2 separate regions of the Homo sapiens genome follow, and region 2 is linked to region 1. A link is a loop called in an ENCODE intact Hi-C map of the cell type or tissue named here. Cell type or tissue: mammary epithelial cell. All regions are shown on one strand. Links, peaks and the distances in the headings refer to the core of each region. The heading gives the core; the rest is flanking DNA. Region 1 has its middle 94 kb from the start of LINC02458. Region 2 has its middle 160 kb from the start of LINC02458.

The links. Hi-C counts contacts between places; a loop is a spot of excess contacts. Peaks named below come from ENCODE experiments on the same cell type or tissue, not always from the same donor. Only the 100,000 strongest peaks of a DNase experiment are listed, where the experiment ranks them.
Region 2: it touches region 1 in a loop (4-fold over the local background); 4 of 110 quality-filtered maps call a loop at or near these places.

The regions. Positions count from the first base shown.
Region 1 is chr12:88,922,805-88,928,193 of GRCh38, forward strand. No RefSeq gene overlaps it. Among named protein-coding and RNA genes, the nearest start is that of LINC02458, 94 kb to the right of the region's middle. In mammary epithelial cell, for the core only: no CTCF peak of the experiment used is centred there; a DNase peak (open chromatin) is centred at 3,317; H3K27ac peaks cover 2,724 bases.
Region 2 is chr12:88,852,042-88,857,430 of GRCh38, forward strand. No RefSeq gene overlaps it. Among named protein-coding and RNA genes, the nearest start is that of LINC02458, 160 kb to the right of the region's middle. In mammary epithelial cell, for the core only: no CTCF peak of the experiment used is centred there; a DNase peak (open chromatin) is centred at 2,450; H3K27ac peaks cover 1,056 bases.

The sequences.
Region 1 (5,389 bases), core at 253-5,252:
ATCTGTCCAGCTCTAGAGAGCACTTTCTTTTCCATTTTGCTGGGCTATTTTTCTCACCTTTGTATTAGACTTAAACTTTGTAATTATTTTTTTGCACATCTATATCTTTTACTAGATGGTGATCTCTTTCAAGTTGAGACATGGTAATTCATCTATATCTTTCCAATGCCAAATATACTGCATACTCCGGGTTTAGTAAATGTTTCATAATACATGAATGAAGAATGAATGAATAATAAATAAATAACTGAGAAGTCTCCATAGTGAGCATGAAAACAAAGCAGTGGATGTCAGTTATATAATTAAGATATGTAATGGTAGCAAACTCTCAAACTCTAATTCAGTGTTTAACTCATTTTAAAAACAGATTTAAAAATAAAACACACAAATATGTAATATGTATAAAAATTCAAGACAATGTAAACCACTTTCATATAAACATTTGCTGCCAGTCTCACTTGTTTAAACTCAGACCTCAACAGAAAATGTCTCCTGCCACATCTGTGCCTACGTCTGAACTTCACTGTAATGCGTCCTTGGTTTTGAAGATGATTCCTTTGCATATTTACTTGATATTTCTACTCGTATGAAACCCCCAATTGTTTACATAGCTATAAATGACAGTGACAGTGAAGTGGATGACTGGGGCAATTAATCAGAAATTTAGGGAAATATAGTGACATGTTTTATCCAAGAAAATAAATGTAATTCTTTACTTAATGTGAATGAGGACTAAGCTTTTTTTTTTCAAATGAGCAGCAAACAGTAGCATATGGTAAGCTGTATTTTTGTTTGCAATATTCATCTCTTTCTCTGTTAGATCGAATATATCAGCCCGATGCTGTCTTCCATGTAGTTTTCATATATTTCTCTGCCTTTTTGACTTTGAGCTTGGCCATGAGACTTTCCTTGTCAATAGCCTGTGAGAAGACATGCTGTTCACCACAACTGAGCATGAGTTTTGGAGACATCATGTGATTCTACCAGCTCTGTTGCTCTTCCCTCCTTGCTATGACAATGGCATGTTCCACAAAGGGGCTGAAATAAGAAGACATGCGGTGCTGAGCCCAGCAGAGCCAAACAAAGTCACGGCAGCTGCAGCCAACCCATAAATCCTGACATATCACTTGTCCAAAAAAATCAAAGTTTGTTTTTGTGAACCACTGAGATTTGGGGGCTATTTGTCACTGCAGGAAAGGTAACTAATAGATAGGAATTTACTGAAAATAAAAGAGCAGTATTATGTTGCTTCCAAAAGTGGGAAAACTAGCCTACTCCCCAATGTTATATGAAATTTTACTCTTGGGTCCCAAACGAGCACTCCCTGTACCCAGAGTTTCAAAGAAATTACTTCAGTTCGTCTCTCTATCAGGACTTTATGTCACTTCAAGAAGACACTGGATTTACTTCCTCCCTTGTTCTCAAATGACAGTGTTCAAAAATCAAAACCAAAACAAACAAACAAAAACCTCCACCTTTTACCTCTTGCCAAAAAATACCAGTGCGTATGAATTTATGCAAGTAGATACCAGAAGTGGTCACCAGGCCACTAGTCTTGCAAACTGCCACATTCTGAAACTCATCCAAATACAAGCTAGGGCACCGTGTTCTATCCTCTTTTTATAGATGAGGAAACTGAATCCCCAAGTGATTACCGTGGTAAGTTTCCAAGGCCACTGCTGTAAGACCTTCAAATTCATGTGTTGAAACCCTACCCCCAGTATGTAAGAATATGACTATATGAAGATAGTGCCTTTAAAAAGGTGACTTCATGAAAATGAGACAGTTAAGGTGAGCCCTAATTCAATCTAACAGTTGTCTTTATAAGAAGAAGAAATTTGAACACAAAATGAGAAACCAGAGAAAGACCATGGGAGGACACAGCAAGAAGGTGGCCATCCCCAAGCAAAGGAGAGAAACCTCCAAAGCAACCAAACCTGCTGACACTTTGATCTTGAACTTCTAGCCTCTAGAACTGTGAGAAAATACATTTTGCTGTTTATGTCACTCGATGTGTAGTATTTTGTTATGGTAGCCTCAGCAAACTAATACAGTCAATAAATTTTAAGTAGATAAATTTTAAATTTAGTCTACAGAACACCAAAGCTTAATTATCTCCACAAACAGTAATTGCCTGCCTCTTCTTAACTAATATTGGCTTATTACTTGTGTTTATTTATGTAGAGGTAGGAGCCTACTGATAATAATAGTTAAGCAGCATTTATTGAGCACTTGCTATGTGTTACAGTGTGAAGAGTTTTGCCTGCAAACAGGCTGGATCAGATTATGAGAAATGGGTAAGCTGCTAAGAAAAGGAAGTCAACTGCCTTTCCAAGTCCTACTCACAATTCCAGATTCAGTTCTACTTCCATTCAGAAAAATTCACTGACTCTAACAGGGATACTCCACCTAAGATTTCCTATGGAGTCCTGTGTTTCTTCCTATGGTGATTCTTATTGAATTTTTTAATTGCTTATACCTGTTTCCATACTGGACACTAATTTTTTAGGTATCAAAAACTGTGTTTTCACTTCTTCATTCTCACCACCTTGCAGAGTACCTGGTACTTTATAAGCATTAAATATTTTTTGTTGTTGTTCTTGAATTGCTGCATTGTAGCTCTTTGTTACCATTTGTTACTAAAGAAAATTGGCAATAAAAGATGATTTCACTGACTTGAATTTTTTTTTAATTAAATGCATCCACCTAGAATGAGTAAAATCTTCCTCTTTTATTCAAAGGAGTAGGGCCCATTTCAATCAGTGCCAAATACTTTTGAGCAATATTGAGGAAATATTTTTAAGAACTACAAAATCTTATGAGTCAGACAGAGAAAAGTAATCTATTTTCATTATATTTTTGCCACATGCAAAGACTTTTGTTATAACACTTTAACTTTCATTTAAAAATCTATCATCACCACTGTAAGTTAGGAAGCAAGGAGTGGTAATGACAGAATTTTAATTTTTTTTCATGGGCTAACATAGCTTAATATATAGATAATCATGCTTGGATAAATACTTGATGAAAGAATGATTGAAGATAAATATCAAATATTTCCTTGCGTCTACTTTGGTACCATAATCCTCTCCAGTGATCTCTCTATTTCTTTACTTTTCTTCACAAAAGATCTTTTTAAGTAAGTTGCCACTTTCACTGTCTCCACTCAACCACTGCCAATTTGTTTTTTCCCCACCCCAGGTAGACTTCCAGTCTCACCCCTGCACGGATATCTCTCCCATGAGGTCATCAGTGACTCCATGTTGTCTAATCCAAGGAATATTTTTCTGCCCTCATCTCTCTTAACTTTCCAATGGCTTTTGACACAATTAACTACTCCACCTTTCTTGAAATATCTTTTATCGTAGTCCTATCTCTTCTGGTTGCCAGTAACAGGAACATGACTCAAACCAACTTATGTAAACACAAAAGGAATTTATTGGCTCTTTTATCCAGGAAGTTCAAGGAATGGTGCTAGTTTAAGGCATCATTGGCTCTAGAGGTTCAAACACATATTATCAGAAACTTATTTATTTTTCTCTACCTCTCAGCTTACATTTCTGCTGTTATCTCAGTTTTTAGGCAGGTAAACCTCACATGGTAACAAAGATGGCTATTGACAGTTCTAGACTTTTATCAATCATCCTTGTCTTTCCTGGTCTTAGTAAACTCAAACACACACACACACACACACACACACACACACACACCACATGCCTCTTTCCTGTGAGTATCAGTGGGAGTAGTGAGAAGGCTTTAATTGAGCAAGTCTCATACCATGCCCAACTGAGAGCAGAGACTTGGGGAGGGTCTTGTGTGTTGGGAGAGAATCAGCTCCACTTAAACTGTATGGATTAAGATTTAAGAAAATACACTCATCTTACACAAAAAGAAAACACACATAGGTACTATAGCTTCTGTAACACTCCTCTCTCTTCTATTGTCCTTGTCTGCTCTTTTTCAGCCTCCTTTGCTGTCTTCAACTCTAAGTGTTGGAGTAACTGAGCTTTGTGCTGGGTCATCTTTTGTTTTCTGCTCACTCTCTCTTCCTCACTGTTGTCTAAAACGCTTCTAAATCCACAGTTTACATCTACTTGTGAAGCTGCTGACTTCCCATGTTTATAGCTACAGAAGCAACTTCCCCCGAGTGCCTTCTAACTGCTTATTTGAAATAAGCAGTCAGATTTCCACATGAATATCTATATGCATTTCAAATTTATAATAGTGTTCTTGTTTTCCGCCCAAACCTATTATTTTCCTGAGTCTTTAATATCTCTTTAAATGGTGCCAGCATCCATCAGTTGCTTAATCCAAAAATGCAGAAAACAACCTTGTATTCTATTTTTCTCTCAATTCCCATATCTAATTCACCAGCAAATTACACGATTTATGACACCAAAATATATCTCAAATCCATCTTTTCATCCGTTCACCAACACTGCCATCACCCTGTCTAAGCCACCCTAGTCTATCACTCAGATAACAGCAATAGCCTATTAAATTAAATTGCCTTCTTGCTTTTACTCTTCCCCTTCACTATTCCAGTTTTGTACTGAGCAATTGAAGTGATCTTTCTGTCATCTCTTACTTCATCTTTTTAAAGTTTTATTCACTATATTACAGCCATGCTGGTCTCTTTTCTGTTTCTTCAATAGGCCAAGCCATTTTTTTTTCCTCAAAATCTTTGCATTTGCTCTTTCCACAGCAAAGAATGCTCTTCTCCCAGTCTCTGTACTTTTCAGTTCTTATCTTAAATAGTCTGTCTTTAGAAGGGCCTTTCTTTACCACCTGTCTTGGTCATCTTGGACTGCCATAACAAAATACCATAAACTAGGTGGCTTATCATCAACAGGAATTTATTTCTCACAGTTGTAGGGGCGGGAAAGTTTAATACCAAGATGCCACCAGATTTGGTGTCTGCTCTGGTAAGTACCCACTTCTTGATTCGCAGGCAGCAGTCTTCTTGCTATGTCTGCACATGGAAGAAAGAGTGAAGGAGCTCTCTAAAGTCTCTTTTATCAGGGCACTAATCCTATTTATGAAGGCTCTGCCCTTATGACCAAATCACCTCACTAAGGCCTCACCTCCAAATACCATCACATTGGGGATTGGGTTTCAGCATATTAATTTGAGGGGCGCATAAACATTCAGTCTACAGGACCACTCTATGTAAGTTTATTTTCTCCTTAACTTACTTAATTCATCACCCACTGGAAAGAATGCAAGCTCCCTGAGCATAGAGACTTTTAACTGTTTTGTGTATCACTAAATTGTCAAAACCTACAACAGTGCTTAGGCATTAAAAATCTATTTGAATGAGTGAAGATCCCCATTTATTCGCTTCATGGCATTTGTTAACAATTTGTCAGTTCCTTTCTTATTTGTTTAC
Region 2 (5,389 bases), core at 319-5,318, 71 kb before region 1:
TCAGAGTGAACAGGCAACCTATAAAATGGGAGAAAATTTTCGCAACCTACTCATCTGACAAAGGGCTAATATCCAGAATCTATAATGAACTCAAACAAATTTACAAGAAAAAAACAAACAACCCCATCAAAAAGTGGGCGAAGGACATGAACAGACACTTCTCAAAAGAAGACATTTATGCAGCCAAAAAACACATGAAAAAATGCTCATCATCACTGGCCATCAGAGAAATGCAAATCAAAACCACAATGAGATACCATCTCACACCAGTTAGAATGGCAATCATTAAAAAGTCAGGAAACAACAGGTGCTGGAGAGGATGTAGAGAAATAGGAACACTTTTACACTGTTGGTGGGACTGTAAACTAGTTCAACCATTGTGGAAGTCAGTGTGGCGATTCCTCAGGGATCTAGAACTGGAAATACCATTTGACCCAGCCATCCCATTACTGGGTATATACCCAAAGGACTATAAATCATGCTGCTATAAAGACACATGCACACGTATGTTTGTTGCGGCATTATTCACAATAGCAAAGACTTGGAACCAACCCAAATGTCCAACAATGATAGACTGGATTAAGAAAATGTGGCACATATACACTGTGGAATACTATGCAGCCATAAAAAATGATGAGTTCATGTCCTTTGTAGGGACATGGATGAAATTGGAAATCATCATTCTCAGTAAACTATCGCAAGAACAAAAAACCAAACACCGCATATTCTCACTCATAGGTGGGAATTGAACAATGAGATCACATGGACACAGGAAGGGGAACATCACACTCTGGGGACTGTTGTGGGGTGTGGGGAGGGGGGAGGGATAGCATAGGGAGATATACCTAATGCTAGATGACAAGTTAGTGGGTGCAGTGCACCAGCATGGCGCATGTATACATATGTAACTAACCTGCACAATGTGCACATGTACCCTAAAACTTAAAGTATAATAATAAAAGAAAAAAAAACTTAAAAAATATATATATATATACACTGAATTCTGAAGACAGTTTGGACAAAAAAGCATGTAGTACATCCCATTAATTCTTTTCAAATATTGATTATATGTTGATGTAATGCTTTAGAGACACAGGTTTAAATAAAATATATAATTAAAATACAAAAAAAAACACATATGTACATGCACACAAACACACACGGCCCACTTTTGTTAGATTTATTTTAGATACCTTTTTGTTTTATTTGATATTATAAATTGTTTATTTTTTTAACATGGTTATAGTTTTTACTAGAATATTGAAATGTAATTGGCTTATTTTTAAATCACCTTTATTGAAATGTAATTTATATATGAGAAAATACTCCTATTTTAAGTGTTAAGCTCTGTAAGTTTTGACAAATACACAGACCAATGTAACTACAACAAGATCCTGAGACCTTTAGAAGTTAATCATCCTACCAGCTCCTGGTAACCTCTGATCTGCTTTCTTCATTTTAAATACAATTGATCTTTTCTATCGTTTCATATAAAAGGAGTTGAATCTGTAGACCAATTGGAAAAGAATTGACACCTTAACATTAAATCTTCCAAATCACACAAATGGCATATCTCTCCCTTTATTTAGCTTCTTAAATTTCTTTCAGCAAATTTTATAATTTTTAATGTGCAGGATTTGCACATCTTCTACTAAATATATTGTGAAGTGTTTCACACTTTTGATGCTATATAATTAATATAAATCAAATTTAAACATTGAATTATTACCAGTATAGAGAAATGCAATGAATTTTATATTTTAACCACATATCCTATGGTTTGCTAAATTCACCTAATGCTTCTTCCTCCAGAACTCTCCACACAGGTACGTAAGACTGCTTGATATTGTCCCGCATGTCCCACAAAGCTCTGTCCATTAGTTTTCAGTATTTTTTTTTCTTCCTGTGCTTCAGTTTGGATTCATTTTATTGTTATGTCTGCACAGTCTGATTTGTTCTTTATCCCATCCTGTGAATTTTTTATTTCATTTACCATGTCTTTCATCTTTAGACATTTCATTTGGTTCTTTTCTGTACTTTTCATTTCTCTCCTCATTATTTCCTGGTTTCTTTTTAAATCCCTGAGCATATTTATTATAGCTTTTTAAACTTCCTTGTCTGCTAGTCTACCCTCTCTCACATTTCTTGATCTGTTTCTATCAATTGAGGCCTCTTCTGGCTATGTTATATAATGTTCTGCTTTGCATATGTAGCAATTTTTTATTGTGTGCTAGACAACATGAGGTTACACTGAGGTTACATACATCTGCAATTTGATGTCTTGCTTCAAAGAATGTTGTGCTTTATTCTAGTAGGCAACTAACTTACTTGAAGATTAGTTTGATCCATTTAATTCCTGTTTTAAGCACTTTTATGGCATGTCTAGAGTTGTCTTCATTCCAAGCATACCTTGTTCTCTTCACCCAGATATGACCTTTTCCGGGTTTTCTACTGAATGCTTCATTGATGACTGAAGAATCTTTACACTGGTTAGTCAGAGCTCAAATGTTTCCCTACCTTGTGAAAGATCTGAAAGTTGTTCATCTTACAGTTCTTTGCCTGGCTTCATTGAGTTTTACCCTATGCATGTACAACCTTGTACTCAGCAACTACTCAAGGGGTCTCAATGGCAATTTGTTTGTTTTGTTTTTTTTGGTGGGGGGGTGAGGACCGAGTCTCCCTCTGTCGCCCAGGCTGGAGTGCAGTGGCGCAGTCTCGGCTCACTGCAAGCTCCGCCTCCCGGGTTCACGCCATTCTCTTGCCTCAGCCTCCCGGGCAGCTGGGACTACAGGTGCCCGCCACCACGCCCGGCTAATTTTTTTGTATTTTTAGCAGAGACAGGGTTTCACCGCATTAGCCAGGATGGTCTCGATCTCCTGACCTTGTGATTCACCCGCCTCGGCCTCCCAAAGTGCTGGCATTACAGGCGTGAGCCGCCGCGCCCGGCCGGCAATTTCTTAATAGCTTCTCCTTGTACAAAATACTGCCTCACAGTTAACAGCTATCTCAGCTTTTTCTGACAATATTTTTAGCCTTAACATATTGACTATAAGTTTGTCTGTTTCCACTGTACGTACTCTTTTTAACAACATCTTAATATTTCTTAACATGAATGTTCCAGTATTTATTTAGTTTATTTACCAAAGATGGACTTTTAGGTCCTGTGGCAAATACTATGCATTGATTTACTGCAGTCCATTTCAAGTAACTTAGAACATGCTTACTAAATGACAGAGGCTGAAAAGTTGCAGACTACTTTTCTCAGACTTCTCTACAGTTCAGGTTCCAAACAGGCTTAGCTTTAGATGAGCAGATATAATCGTATATTGGGCATGCAATCTGGTACTTCTGCTGTTTCTGCTAATGAGCTTGGTTGCAGCAGTATTTGTCTTTTATGAAACAGAAATTACTGAGCCTGATACCTTGCTTCAGATACCTCTCATTTCATGCCTAGCTTCAGAATAGTCTCATTTCTACAGACTCAGCATAAAGGTTGTTTCTAAAGCCCTTCCAATGAGGTAGCTAATTTCCTGAACTAAATTCTTTTCTGCTTAAACTAGCTAAGAGTAGTTTCTGTCATCTATAATCAAACACAGTGCAAAGGAATTTTGAAACAGAAATTGAGAGCTGCATGCAACAGAAGCCATATATTTTCATTGGCTTAGCAATCAAGTGGAAGATGAAGAGGACTCACATGTTGCATTCTGAAACAATGATGAACTTTGTTATTTGATGATAAAAAACTAATACAGTTGTTCCCTGTGGTGCCCTGGATGAAAGAGTAAGTGTCAACAATGACCGTAGCATTAGGGGAAATAGTAGAGACAATACGTAAGATTGAGGTGTGTTGATTGCCTTTTTCACTTTTAAACAAAATTCTACAATAATGTTCATGTAGATAGTCTAACACCAGCCAGTGAGAAGCTCTCTGCCTAGTTCTACAATCTTGGTTGACTGAGATTACAGTAGTGTGATTCCTTGAAGAGTTGAGAAGGCCAGTTGTTTTAACCCTAACACTGAAGCAGTTATTAGTAGGACTGTATATCAGTCATTACAGCAAGAGATAGCAGTAACAGAAGCCACAGCAGGAACCCAAAAGCTTACCATCAGAGAGGACTTTATCATCGCTAAGGCCCCAGTGACACTTCATGATTCTTATTTTCCTCTTTTCCAAATGAGAGCTTTTATTCTGTTTATCCTGTTCCAGCTGCACCGTGATAGGTTGGATATGTTTGGGGGCAGATTGTTTGCTTTTAATTTTAGCAACTGCCAGACCACAAGAGTACACATAATCTAGAGACACTGCAGTGATCTCTGTGTGGGACTTTGGAACTGTCTATTTTGCAAAAGGCATGACTGGGTTCTGTGTGTCAGAAGAAGGGTATGGCAGAATATTGGGGTAGGCAAATAGCTAGATTGTGGGAGGGACTATGAGTTGTCCCACAAAATCGATTTTTCCCACTTGCTCAGAAATAGACCTTCAAATGTTATTTGGGCACAGGGTCTTCAAGAATAACAACTAAATTCTATAATTTTCTTTGAATCTAGGTGTGGCCTTGTGTCTGTGGATAAGTGTTGACCAACGGAATGTAAGTAAAGTGAAGAACAATCAAATAAATGTTCTCAAAGGGAGAGGGCTTCTTTTCCCTTGTCTGCTAACTCAAATATGGATCAGCTGACTGAAGCTGGAGCAGTTGCACTGGACCACTTATTGAGGGTAGCAGAGCAAAAAGGAAGACAGATCTCTGAGAATCATGGAGTTTTCACACCAGGAACCTACATGAAGGAGAAATAAACTATCATGTTTATAAGCCACTGTTATTTTGGGTTTTTCTATAAATTATAGCTGAAACTACCCCTATCTTTATAGAGTTATTTTCCAAAATTTCAAATATTACCCAAAAAATGCTTCAACAAAAAATGACATCTTTAAAGAAATGTATTTGTGTACATGTTATAAGCATTATTTTTTGGATAGATTCCTAGGAGTGAAAGTCTTGAGTAAATGATGTGTTATTTTTATTTTGAAAGATACTTTCTACTTGCCTTGTAAAAATGCTTTATCAAGTTTCACAAAAAGAGTATGAGAGGAATTGTTTTCCTGTATCCTCTATACAGATTTTTACTGATTTTTAAATTTATTATATTTGAATAGATAATCTTATGTACATATCTGTATTACGAGTAAGTCTAGGAATCCTTTTTTCACACATCTGTTTTGGCCAACTGTTTTCTTCTGTCTTTTGACAAACTTTCTATAAATTCTTTAGTTTTTCTGGCTGATATGTTTACATATTCTGGATATTAATTATTTTTAGTTGTATGTTTGGCAAGTTTTTTTTCCAGACTGCTGGTTATTGTGTAACTTACTTATGATGGCTTTAATTAA